2 separate regions of the Homo sapiens genome follow, and region 2 is linked to region 1. A link is a loop called in an ENCODE intact Hi-C map of the cell type or tissue named here. Cell type or tissue: Caco-2. All regions are shown on one strand. Each heading gives the region's core, and the rest is flanking DNA. Links, peaks and the distances in the headings are about the cores only.

What was found. Hi-C counts contacts between places; a loop is a spot of excess contacts. Peaks named below come from ENCODE experiments on the same cell type or tissue, not always from the same donor. Only the 100,000 strongest peaks of a DNase experiment are listed, where the experiment ranks them.
Region 2: a loop joins it to region 1, with 4 times the contacts of the local background. A loop is called at or near these places in 2 of 110 quality-filtered maps.

Annotation. Positions count from the first base shown.
Region 1 is chr6:105,989,373-105,994,753 of GRCh38, forward strand. It overlaps a transcript of PRDM1 not described here. Among named protein-coding and RNA genes, the nearest start is that of PRDM1, 94 kb to the right of the region's middle. RefSeq lists a silencer at 3,134-3,343 and an enhancer at 3,874-4,408. In Caco-2, for the core only: no CTCF peak of the experiment used is centred there; DNase peaks (open chromatin) are centred at 2,589 and 3,229; H3K4me3 peaks cover 1,312 bases.
Region 2 is chr6:106,052,212-106,057,592 of GRCh38, forward strand. It overlaps a transcript of PRDM1 not described here. Among named protein-coding and RNA genes, the nearest start is that of PRDM1, 31 kb to the right of the region's middle. In Caco-2, for the core only: no CTCF peak of the experiment used is centred there; no DNase peak of the experiment used is centred there.

The DNA of each region.
Region 1 (5,381 bases), core at 78-5,077:
TGGGATAAGTTACTTAACCTCTCTGAACTTCATTTCCTCTTCTGTAAAATAGGTACAACAGAGCTCCCTTGTAGGGTTGTTTTAAGAATTAATAAACATATACGCCTGATATTTGGAGGTACTCTACAAACAAACATTACCATTCATTCACTAAGCTTTTGAGGGCTTGCTATAGGCACTGGGGATACAAAAATAAACCAAAATCCTCCCTCAAGATGTAAGATTCTTAAGTAATATGGCAACTACAATAACAGAGATAATCACAAGGAGCTATGGGAGCAGAAACTCAGCTGCAGAGAGGGATGCAATACAAAGAAAAGCAGCACGTCTTTAAAGACCATAGGGCTGAACAACACAACTTGTAGGGGAGAGTGTGACCACCACAAGCAGTTGGCTTCCCATTAAATACAAAGTCTCCAACTTAATACAATGGCTAATGAGGGCCTGTCCAAAGGCACACTCCCCTGTTGTCTCTCTGCCCTCATCTCTTGTCATTCTCCCTGCTCTCTTTTTGCCTCTCCTGGGTATGCTAAGCACGCTCCTACCTCAGGGATATGCACGGGCTGTCCCCTCGGTGTAGATATTTTTCCTCTGTTTCTTCACATAGCTCACTGCCTCATCTTTTGCATCTTTGCTCAAAAGTCACCTTTTCAATAAAGCCAACCCTGACCAACCTATCTAGAATTACCCTCCCTCGTCCTATCAATTGTGCTTACTTATGTTTATTGTTTACTGATGTGATCCTTCCCATAACATAAGCTCCACAAGGGCAAAGATCTTAGCTTTTTTTTCCCTGAGACATCCCAAGTGGCTAGGACAGTAGCTAGCACACAGTGGTGTAGAATGAATGAATGAAGTGTGGCTAGAATGTGAAGTCAGGGCAGGAAGGAGAGAAAGGCAAAGCCAGAGAGAGGTACAGAGCCTTAGAATGGTGGTAAAGAGCTTAGATTTTTATCTGGTAAGTAATAGGAAGCCTATAAAGGTGAGTGGCATGTCCAGATCTGCTTTTCAGATAAGTCACTCAACAAAGGACTGGAAGGAAATGATAATGGCAGAGGCTTACAGTGAAGAGGCTGCTGCAGCAAGGGAGCCAGGGAGCAAGACAAGGAAGGCCTAGACTGGAGCAGCAGGAATTAGAAAGGAAGGGAAGGGGCATATCTGAGGCACAATTAGGAGTTTAAATCAGGCAGGACTTGATAACTGACTTAAAGTGGAGGGCAGAAAAAGAGAAGATTCGAGCATGGCTTCCAGGTTTGTAGTATGGATGACTGGGAGGTTGAACTAAGTAAGATCTAGAATGTCCAAAGGGAGAATGGTAGGAGAGGTGATGAGTTTAGCTCCATATATATCCAAGCGGTTTCTTTGTCATTTGTGAAAGAGGGAATTTGGAGCACAGAAGAGAAGTTTAGACCAGAGATATTCTTTCTAGGTGACCTAGTGATAATTATATTAATTTTAAAGGGAAAACAACTTTCATTTCAACCATCCAAATTGGCTTCCAAAAGCAGGAATTAAAAAACAGCTATATTTTAAAATTAACATTTTACATATCTATTCTATGTCATTTTTTTCCAGATAGCAAAACAAAAATGATCTTTTTGGTTATTTAATTAATTCTTATTCTGGACTGCACTTTTTGGTAGATTTTCAGCTAACTTCCCAGAGAAAATAATAATCTCTTCCCCCAAAAGAGTTACCATGTTTGCTTGTGAAATAGCTAGTGGGATAAGACCATACCCTTTCATTTTGTAAAAGTATAAGGGAGAAGTTAAGGAAATTCAAAGGCCATATTATATATTCAAAACAAATTTGAGGAAATACTTTCAAAATGATGTGTAATTAGTTAGTGGAAGTTACTATCACGACCAAAGATTGAAGCAAATTGCTTTATAAGCTTTCCCTTCTCCCTAATCAAACCTGTATATAAAAATAAAGCATGGAAGAATGGACAATACTATATTGTCACTTAAAACTACACACAGGAGGAAGCATAACTTGTTTAACTTTAACAATAATAATTTATCGAGCATTTACTTTGTACCAGTCATTGTGCTAGGCAACTGTCAACACTTTACCTGGTTTCTTCTTACCCTCTGAAGTGTACAAATAACAAATAAACAACAACAACAAAAAAAAAAAACAAAAAATCCCAGAAGTCTTAAAGTTTGAGCAACTTGCTAAAAGTTTTCAGGTGTTGGAGAAATCTTTTTAGAGAGGAGAAAACAAACCATTTTTTTTCCTTTCAAAGATCCAATTATTTATTGCAACTTGCCCTGACTTGTTACAGATGGACACTTGAAGGTCACCGTAGGCAAAAGAGCCTGACTGGTTCACAGGTTGCTGCTGTGCTTCAGAACCTAGTAAGTCAGGCACTGGAAAATGTGCAACATGTAAAATAACACTGTTATATAAATGTAAGAACAAATGAATGGGCCAAGCTCATGTTAGTGATCTGGAATGGTTTCTTTCTATAGGTGAACTTATTTAGGACTATGGAAGAATGTTTTAGTCAGTGACCAGCCGCGATAATGACTGATAAGGGCGGTTAGTGATAAGCGATAAGGACAGGTACAGACATAGGACCGCTGGCTGGGCTCATCCAGAGCTGGCGCGCAGCCCTCTCCCTGCACTCGTACTGAACTGAGTCCAGTCCAGTCCCCCACAGGTTAGAGGTGAGACGGAAGCCATCGTGAGTTTGTTTTTTCAGCGAGTGCCGTTTCCTAGGTTGGATGACAAGCCAGCTTTGGTGGCCCTTCGCTCTCGCTACCCTAATAAACTACCTGGAGCAAGTCCTTCTTCAGAAACAAATCACCACGTCAGCGCTCGGAGGGTGAAGCCCCTACTACTTTCTACTTTTGGTTGTGATGCTGGAGGCCCTTACAATTTCGCAGAACGTTTTGTGGACGCGCGAGCTCAGTGTTGCCCTTGCAATGGGGAAAACACCTGCTTTCCGGGTCCTCGTCCTCCCGGGAGCGCGGACCCTGAACAGCCCCCGTCCGACCTCCCCGGCTCATCACCCCCTTCCAGAAACGCATGGAGCTCTTTTTCTTTGGACTGCCTCTTTTTTGTACTGGCCATCTCAAAATCAAACAAAACAAAAAACAAAAGAAAACAAAACAATATCACTCAGGTGTGAAGCCCCAGTGCAGAAAGTGAAAGTGGGACTAATCCCGGCTGCTGCAGCACCGCCGAGTGAGCGCCAGGGAGGGGCGGGGCTCCAGGGCACGGCGCCCGGTCACGTGACGCGCGTCCGCCCAATCCCAGCGGGCCCTCGCCGCGCGCAGAGCTGGGCCTGGGTAGCTCTTCTCTCTCAATGAAAGCTATATTTTGGGCTGTTACCACCTAAACGCCATGTGGAAACAATGCACCTCCCTCCACTTCAGGTCCCCCTTGCCTGTAAACCTCGAGAGCTGGACGTCCCTTAGCCTGGGAGTTCCTGGACACTGTGCACAATCACTCGTCAACCGCTACCTACTAGGTAGGCGGGAAAGAGCTTTGCTTTCTAGGCGTGTGTCTCCAGATGGGCCCAGGAAAGATAGGGCCTCAGTTCTCTCTGGTTTGTTTGCTGGGGAGGGAGTTAGAGCTGTAAGCCTCCTTCCTCCAAAAGGATGGTTGGAGGGAGTCCGAAACCTTTGGGTCCCAAGACATGACCTAAGGAGTCCCGCTGTCGCCACTCTTCCCGGTTTGGTAGAGGGGGCCCGTGAGTGGCATTTAGCTCTCGCAAAACTGGGCAGATAGACGCACATGTCGACCCTCCTTTTACAATATTTCAAAATAATTCTGCATTGTTTCTCTACTGGAATCGTTAATTATGCATAACTCAGTATCTTAATTTAAAGGAACTGAAGTCCTAACTTTGGGTTAGGTTCTCTTACAAAGACTTCAGGGATGTTTAGCTGGCATCTCGGGTTTGATCCCCAAAATCCACCACGAAACAAAAGCTAGCTTTCCTAAACTCAGTAACAATAGGAGAACTGGTTTAAGCCACCTCTGGGTAGGCAACCCCCACCCCTAAAGCCCTCCTTACTCCAACCTGCCCCTAGGTATGTTTGTGTAATCAGAGACTGATTGTAGCTGCTTTGACGTTTCTCCTCGGGAAAGCTTAGTTTGCATTCATTGAAGTTGCTTGCTTTCTAGGTTCATCTAGGCCAGCAGGGAAGGTGCCACTTGGAAGATTGCTGGGTTTCCTGCTTCGAAGTCTTCAGGAGCGGGCTGAGCTGCGCTGGTGTGCCGCTTAGGACTGCAATGAGGAGGGTGACGTTAGAAGGTCTTTAAAACGTTACGTTTACTATTTTAGGAAACAGATTTTCAAAGAATCAAGGGTAGGGGACAAAATACATTTGGGCTAGGATTTTAGTGAAGAGGGATCACGCCCAGAATGAGGGATAGTAAAAGAGTGGTGGTATGGGGCTCTGATATCGCTTAATCTGTAATCTCCGGCAGTGTTGATAGCTCTCCTCTGGCATTAATTCTTCAGTCTTTTAAAACGGAGTAGAAAGGGACGTTGGATTGATCATTACGGTTTGTTTGGAGAATAGAATTTCGTGTCACCAACTTGGAAGGGTAAATGAATTGCAGAGTCGGATACAGCTAATTTGGGGGAATGTAAGCTGGATGTCTTTTCCTAATTTATGAAACGTGAACGGGGGTAAGGTATTTATTTGTACGCTAGTTGAAGTGGGGCAGGAGCACTGATTCCTGGACAGTCACTCAAAAGCTGCGCCCAAAGTTTTAAAAAGCGCGGGGACGGTGGAGAGGGAGGCGAAGAGCCCGCGCTGCTGGGCTGGGCTCGGGTGCCGCGCTGGGGACGCCGCATCTACTGAGCGGTCGCCGAAGACGCCGGGAGGCGAGGGGCGAGGTAAGACGCCGCCTAAAGAGGCCCGGGCTCTCCCCCGGGGTCGTTGTTGGAAAAGCAAATTCCACGGTGAACTCTACCAAGCTCAGCGCGTACACAGCTAGCGGCTCTGGATTGGACTGCATTCGCCTAAATTGCGTAATTAAAAAAAAAAAATACACCACTGCCACCCTACAGCGACGCTTCCGCTGGAAGACGAGCGGGGACGCGTGACAGCGCGGGGATAGCTTTTCTATTACGTTTCTTGTTCTCCGAGCTCGAGCCCCCTTTTAAAAAGTCGCTCACCAAAAACGGGGTGGGGGATGGAGGTGGGGACGAGAAGTTTCCGAATGCTGAGTTCATTTGGACGAGGTGAGGAGAACTAGGGTCCTAACAGCAGGTCCAGAGGACTCTCGAGATAGGTTTAGAGCCCGTCCTTTTGTCTGGAGTGTCGCGGGACTCCAGAAGTGGGTTGTGCAAGACAAACTTCCAGATAAATCTTTGCCCGGATCCTCCTGCGGTCAAAGCATCAGTCCTGCCCGTAACT
Region 2 (5,381 bases), core at 275-5,274, 63 kb after region 1:
AAAGACATATTTGTCATAAGATATACCAAAGGAAACCTGTAACAACTTGGTCCAGGGCCTAGAAGGCTAACATGATTAAGACATAGCAAGATTTTTTGTTTGTTTTTTCTTAAGTAGACTGAATATTTTGGCAAGATTTTTTTTACTCTATGGAAGATTTTCACATTCTTTGTTTTAAAGGTATGGTCGTCTTGAATTTCTGGTTATTGATGCCTTTAATGTTTTTTTACGCTTCATGTTTACATTTAACTAACAATGTAAAAAATAACTATCAACTTGCTGTTAATAATGTATATCTTACCTTATCCGATTGTGGCATAGGAAAATATCTAGCGTATTAAATTAACAATTGTTTTGGATCCTCTGTTGGAAGACAGACTGTCTCCTTGATGATGCATTGGGTAGGATGGCAGATTTACACCCGAATACGTCTCAACTAGATGAGTAAAAATACATCACTTTAAAAATTCATGGTCATGCCGGGCGTGGGGTGGCTCACACCTGTAATCCCAGCACTTTGGGAGGCCAAGGTAGATGGATCACGAAGTCAGGAGATCGAGACCATCCTGGCCAACATGGTAAAACCCCATCTCTACTAAAAATACAAAAATTAGCCAGGCATGGTGCACACCTGTAGTCCTAATTACTCAGGAGGCTGAGGCAGGAGAATCATTGAACTGGGAAGACTGAGGTTGCAGTGAGCTGAGATCACGCCACTGCACTCCAGCCTGTACAACAGAGTGAGACTCTATCTCAAAAAAAAAAAGTTATGGTCACTATTTAGAGGAAATTAAAACCTAAAAAAACCCTCAAATATTAAATATTATTTTTCACAAATTTACTTCCTAATTTTTGGAGTAGAATTTTATTTTAATTGCATTTTTATTTTAGAATGAATTGATTTTTAGATTTTATTCAGTTTAGGGAAACTGGACTCAATTTCATTTCTGCCTTCATCCGATAATTTTTATTTACACTGGTTTAGGAGCTTTGCCTATGGTGACCCTCTTCTTCTCTACTATCTCCCTGTCCCCAAAGAAGAAAAAGCCTTGTTGCAAATAATTTAATTTGAATTTCTAATCAAGTCGTTTTTGAATCAGACAGAAGACCTCTTAGTGAAAATTGTAACCCAGTTGGAAATTAAAATTAAAGCAACCAGAAATGTTGTCATAAGTAATCTTTTGTAAGTAGCCTTCTCCCCTTTATATGTTTTTTTCCTGTTGTATTTATAGTTTTAAAAAGAAAAAACACAGTTGAGACCCCAATTTAGAAATACATAAGTATTCTATTGTATCTATTATGTATTCTAATAGAATACATAAGTATTCTATTGTATCCATTATGTATTCTAATAGAATACATAAGTATTGTATTGTATCCTGTTTGTTTTAATTCTTGAAATACACTTATTGGCACCCAAGGACTCTTAGGAAACTTTAAAATGCCAACACTCTAAGGAGGCTCACTTGCTCTCCTTGGGACCTAGTTATTGAGTAACAGGGTTGAAGCCAAAACTGAGTTCCCTGGTTGGCGAGGCTCCCTGAATACAAGTGTCTTGGCTAATGTCCTTTTTCGTGGTTTATTTTACCAGTAGCACAGTGTGCCCACCACCCCCCAGCCCTCCACCCCCCACAATGTATACAATACTCTGGGTAGAAAGTTCATGCCTTAGAGCATCCTTATCCCCTAGTTTACAGAGTGGTGAGATCTTTTGAATGAGTGTCTAGAGTACAAAGGTTATGAACCACTTGTAAAAAGTCACAGAATAAAAGCCCCTCTGGGGTTTCCTTGCAGAGCAGGATCATTGTGTTGGTCTCTTTTTTTTTTCATGGAGACTAGATTCGTAGATCATAGGTCATCTGTGTAAAGGATCAGTCTGCCTATTGCTTGGTTAAGGGGTTGACCAAAGACTGATGGTGTCATGAGGTAGCTGTCATTATTTCATTGCAGCAGGGAAATAGAAAACAAGATCATCTCAACATTTTTACAGAAACACGTATGTATAAAGAAAACTGAAGGAAGATACAAACTCAGGTATTTTACAAAATGAATTTTAAATGCTTTTTGACTCTGAAGTAAATGATTTGCCTCTTAATCCTTCTTTAAAGCATTTAAAAATCTTTTGTGTGTATACCTGGTGTATTTGTATAAAACTGAAAATCAGATTGCTACTTGTTCCTTTCTGTCTATCTCTCTCTCACTTAAAACTAATTCTGAATTGGGCAGGGGCAGATGGTGTCTTCAGTATTTGGCTTTTTTTCAAGATTTTCTTTTAAGAATATGTCAAGTATTCTAAAGACCATTAGATGAATTAAAAAGCATGGCTCTTCTGCTAAAACAATAACTTCCATGTGTTTTCTTTTGTGCTTTACAAATGAATTTATGAAAGACTTGGATATTTCAGCCTAAGAAGATCAGTGTCAGATTAATGTATAAGCTTTAAGAAGATAAGGACCATGTGCATTTTACTTCTTCAGGTAGAACTAAGAATAGCTACAGGCAGTTTAATCAATTATTTAATGGTGATTGGAATGAACAATAGCTATACTTTTTAAGGAGAAAGAAGATGCTTAATGTAATGCTTTTCAAATTTTTCTATGCCATAAAAGGTATATATTTCTTTGATCTTTATGAGAATAGTGTATATGTGTTCTTTCATAAGCAAAAACATACTACTGATCCTTTGACAGAGTGGATACATATTCTGAATTCATAGCGAGAATAGGATTTTGACATTTCATACACATCATTTTACTGAAGACATCTCTAGCATGAATACTGGCAATTTGTTTATAATTTGGAACAAAATATATTGAAATGACCCATACTGCTATTGGACCTGTGATCTGGGTTTCATCAGCTAACTAGGACTTCTCAGTGTGGCCTGTCCTGGATTATCTGAGCCAAGGAAGGAAATAATTCTCACGAAGCATGACTAGTTAAAAATCACTGCTAATTGAACCTTCCTAGCATTTTGGCTGTTAGGATACTGGGCAGGGTCCTTAAATGTGTATCTGATAATACTTTGCAGTTTGATGAAGCAAAAAGTAGAGTTGGCTTTTACGGGAATTTTTTTCTTGGATTTAGTTATATTTATGTGAACAAAATCTGATCATTACTTTGGGAAGATACATACATGTCTTGCATTATTATATACATGAGAGATATTATTAATCGGATCAGGGCCTAGCATGTGATTAGTAGCCTGGTTCACTATTATAACTAGTTGTCTTTACATCTCTTATGGTTTATTTACTTGTTAGAACACTTTAAATGGAAAATGCTTGTCATTTGAGTATCTGAATCCTTAGAGGAAAAAAGAATGGAGTATGTGTCCCCTTGAAAAGCCTGCAGATTAGATTATCAGCACAGTTAATACGTAAGGGACCTTGTGTCTCCCTAACTTGCCAATATCTATTTGTTGAGTGTTGCAAGAGTTTGCTAATTAAACAGTTCACAAGATGCTTTGAGCAGAACTTGTGGACATTTCACCAATTGAACATTTTATTGCTGCCGTTGAAAAAAGCTAGTTGGTGTTTATTAACTAACTTTCTTGCCATGGTTCTGGAGAGTCATGGGTACAGCTCTGGTCCCCGACTCTAGATTTTTAGAGCTCAGAGTCACTATTGACACTTTGCTTGCAAACGTGCCTGTTGTTACTTCAAGGCACAACCATCACTTTACTGAACTTGCAAATATGAATTAAGTAACAAGATGCTTTTGACTGAGAGTCCAAATCAAATTAAAGCTGTGTGTGGGAGGGGATTGGGAGAAAGGCTCATTCTTAAGAACAATTTTTTTTAACTCAAGGAAAAACACATTGTTTCAGATATAAAGGTAGGAACTGAGATATTTAAAATTAAAAGTAAATCCTTTCAGGTTAAGAATTTCCATCTCATAATTCCTTACAGATGAAGCTACAAAGCAGTTTTCTGTCATAATGTAAGCACAAACTTCCCTTACCCAGTCTTTGTGGTATAGCCCAGCAGGACTTGGGCTACTGGCCTTCCCACTCTGTTGTCCTGCAAGTGAGCCCTCAGCAGCGAAATGGGAGAAGCACGGAGAGTCTGCACTCACCCACAGATCCCTAAGAGGATAAGGACAGTTTCTGGCCTTCTCATCCCTCACCGCCTTTGCAAGTGATTTGAATTGAATGAATTGGCCATTCCTAGAATGTAATTAGTAGGAATATTAATCTAGCCTTTATAAAGGTGGAAAAACTGCCCCACTCTTCAGACAGCATATCTGATCTGCTCCAGTATGTATCAACTTGCTTGGACTTTAATGCCTTCAGACCCAAAAGCCTGTTTATCAGCCACACACAACCGACTCAGAAACAGCAAGAGAAGCTCCTGCGAAGGAAGTAGGTTTGAGTCTATTTGCCCTTTGTTGTGGTCAGTAAAGGAACTACTTGTGCTTTTTAATTAGAAGGGTGGGACCAGATTTTTCTTAATTGCAGTTTGAGCTATAACACAAAGCATTTAAAGAATGACTTTTTAAAATAAATTCATTTACATTCTCTCCTGCATTCAACCCCTAACCTTTTCTTTGAATGACTTCTCATTTTCCACTTTTTCCTTAACCCTTCCTTCAGAACATATTCAGCCTCCTCAGTTCTGAATAAGGTTTTGAAGCTCTAGCACTGCTTGTGTTTGTTATTTGGCTTGGGAAGGTGCCCAAGTTGTACAAGGCCCTGGCAGGTGAGAATGCAGGGACAATGGGTGTGGCTTTTGTTTTCAGAATGTGGATTCACAAGTGCTCAAGGAATATGACTTCAGCACTATACATTTTGAATAGCCAGAAAGGGTTCATCAGAAATTGCAGACAGCTGCTTGTACTACGTAGGATTTATCCTTAGAACTAGACAAGGAAATTTGTATTTCCTGTTTTAATTAGAAGGGACTTTCACAACATAAGAATAAAAGGCATGGTTTGCCCCAAAGACATGCATCTGCTTTATATAAAATAAATGCATTATAAGTGTGAGAAATTGCTTGAAGATGGCCATGATATTGAGAATATGCTGTGTATTTACTTTATAGTCATCTGAGGTTTTCTTTTCCAGTAAGGTTAAGAACCTCAAGAATTTTTATGAGTGGTTTAGAGAAAAGCATATTCAAGAACTGGTGTTAAAGTTGTATTTATATAGAAATGTGAAAAGAAGCCTTTTGCTTCATCCACCTGCCAGATATATTCACATATCTGTAGCCTTCTTTTATGGACCCTGAGAAGAGGCAGTGGTCCTTACTTTTTCACTATAATTTTTGGTTTGGAATGCATACTGAATGGAGTATAAGTAGATAGGAATATATTTGTTGGGGTATTTTTTTTCCTTCTGAATTTGTAGGATAATCTACTGGTTTACTGCACAATATTGATTT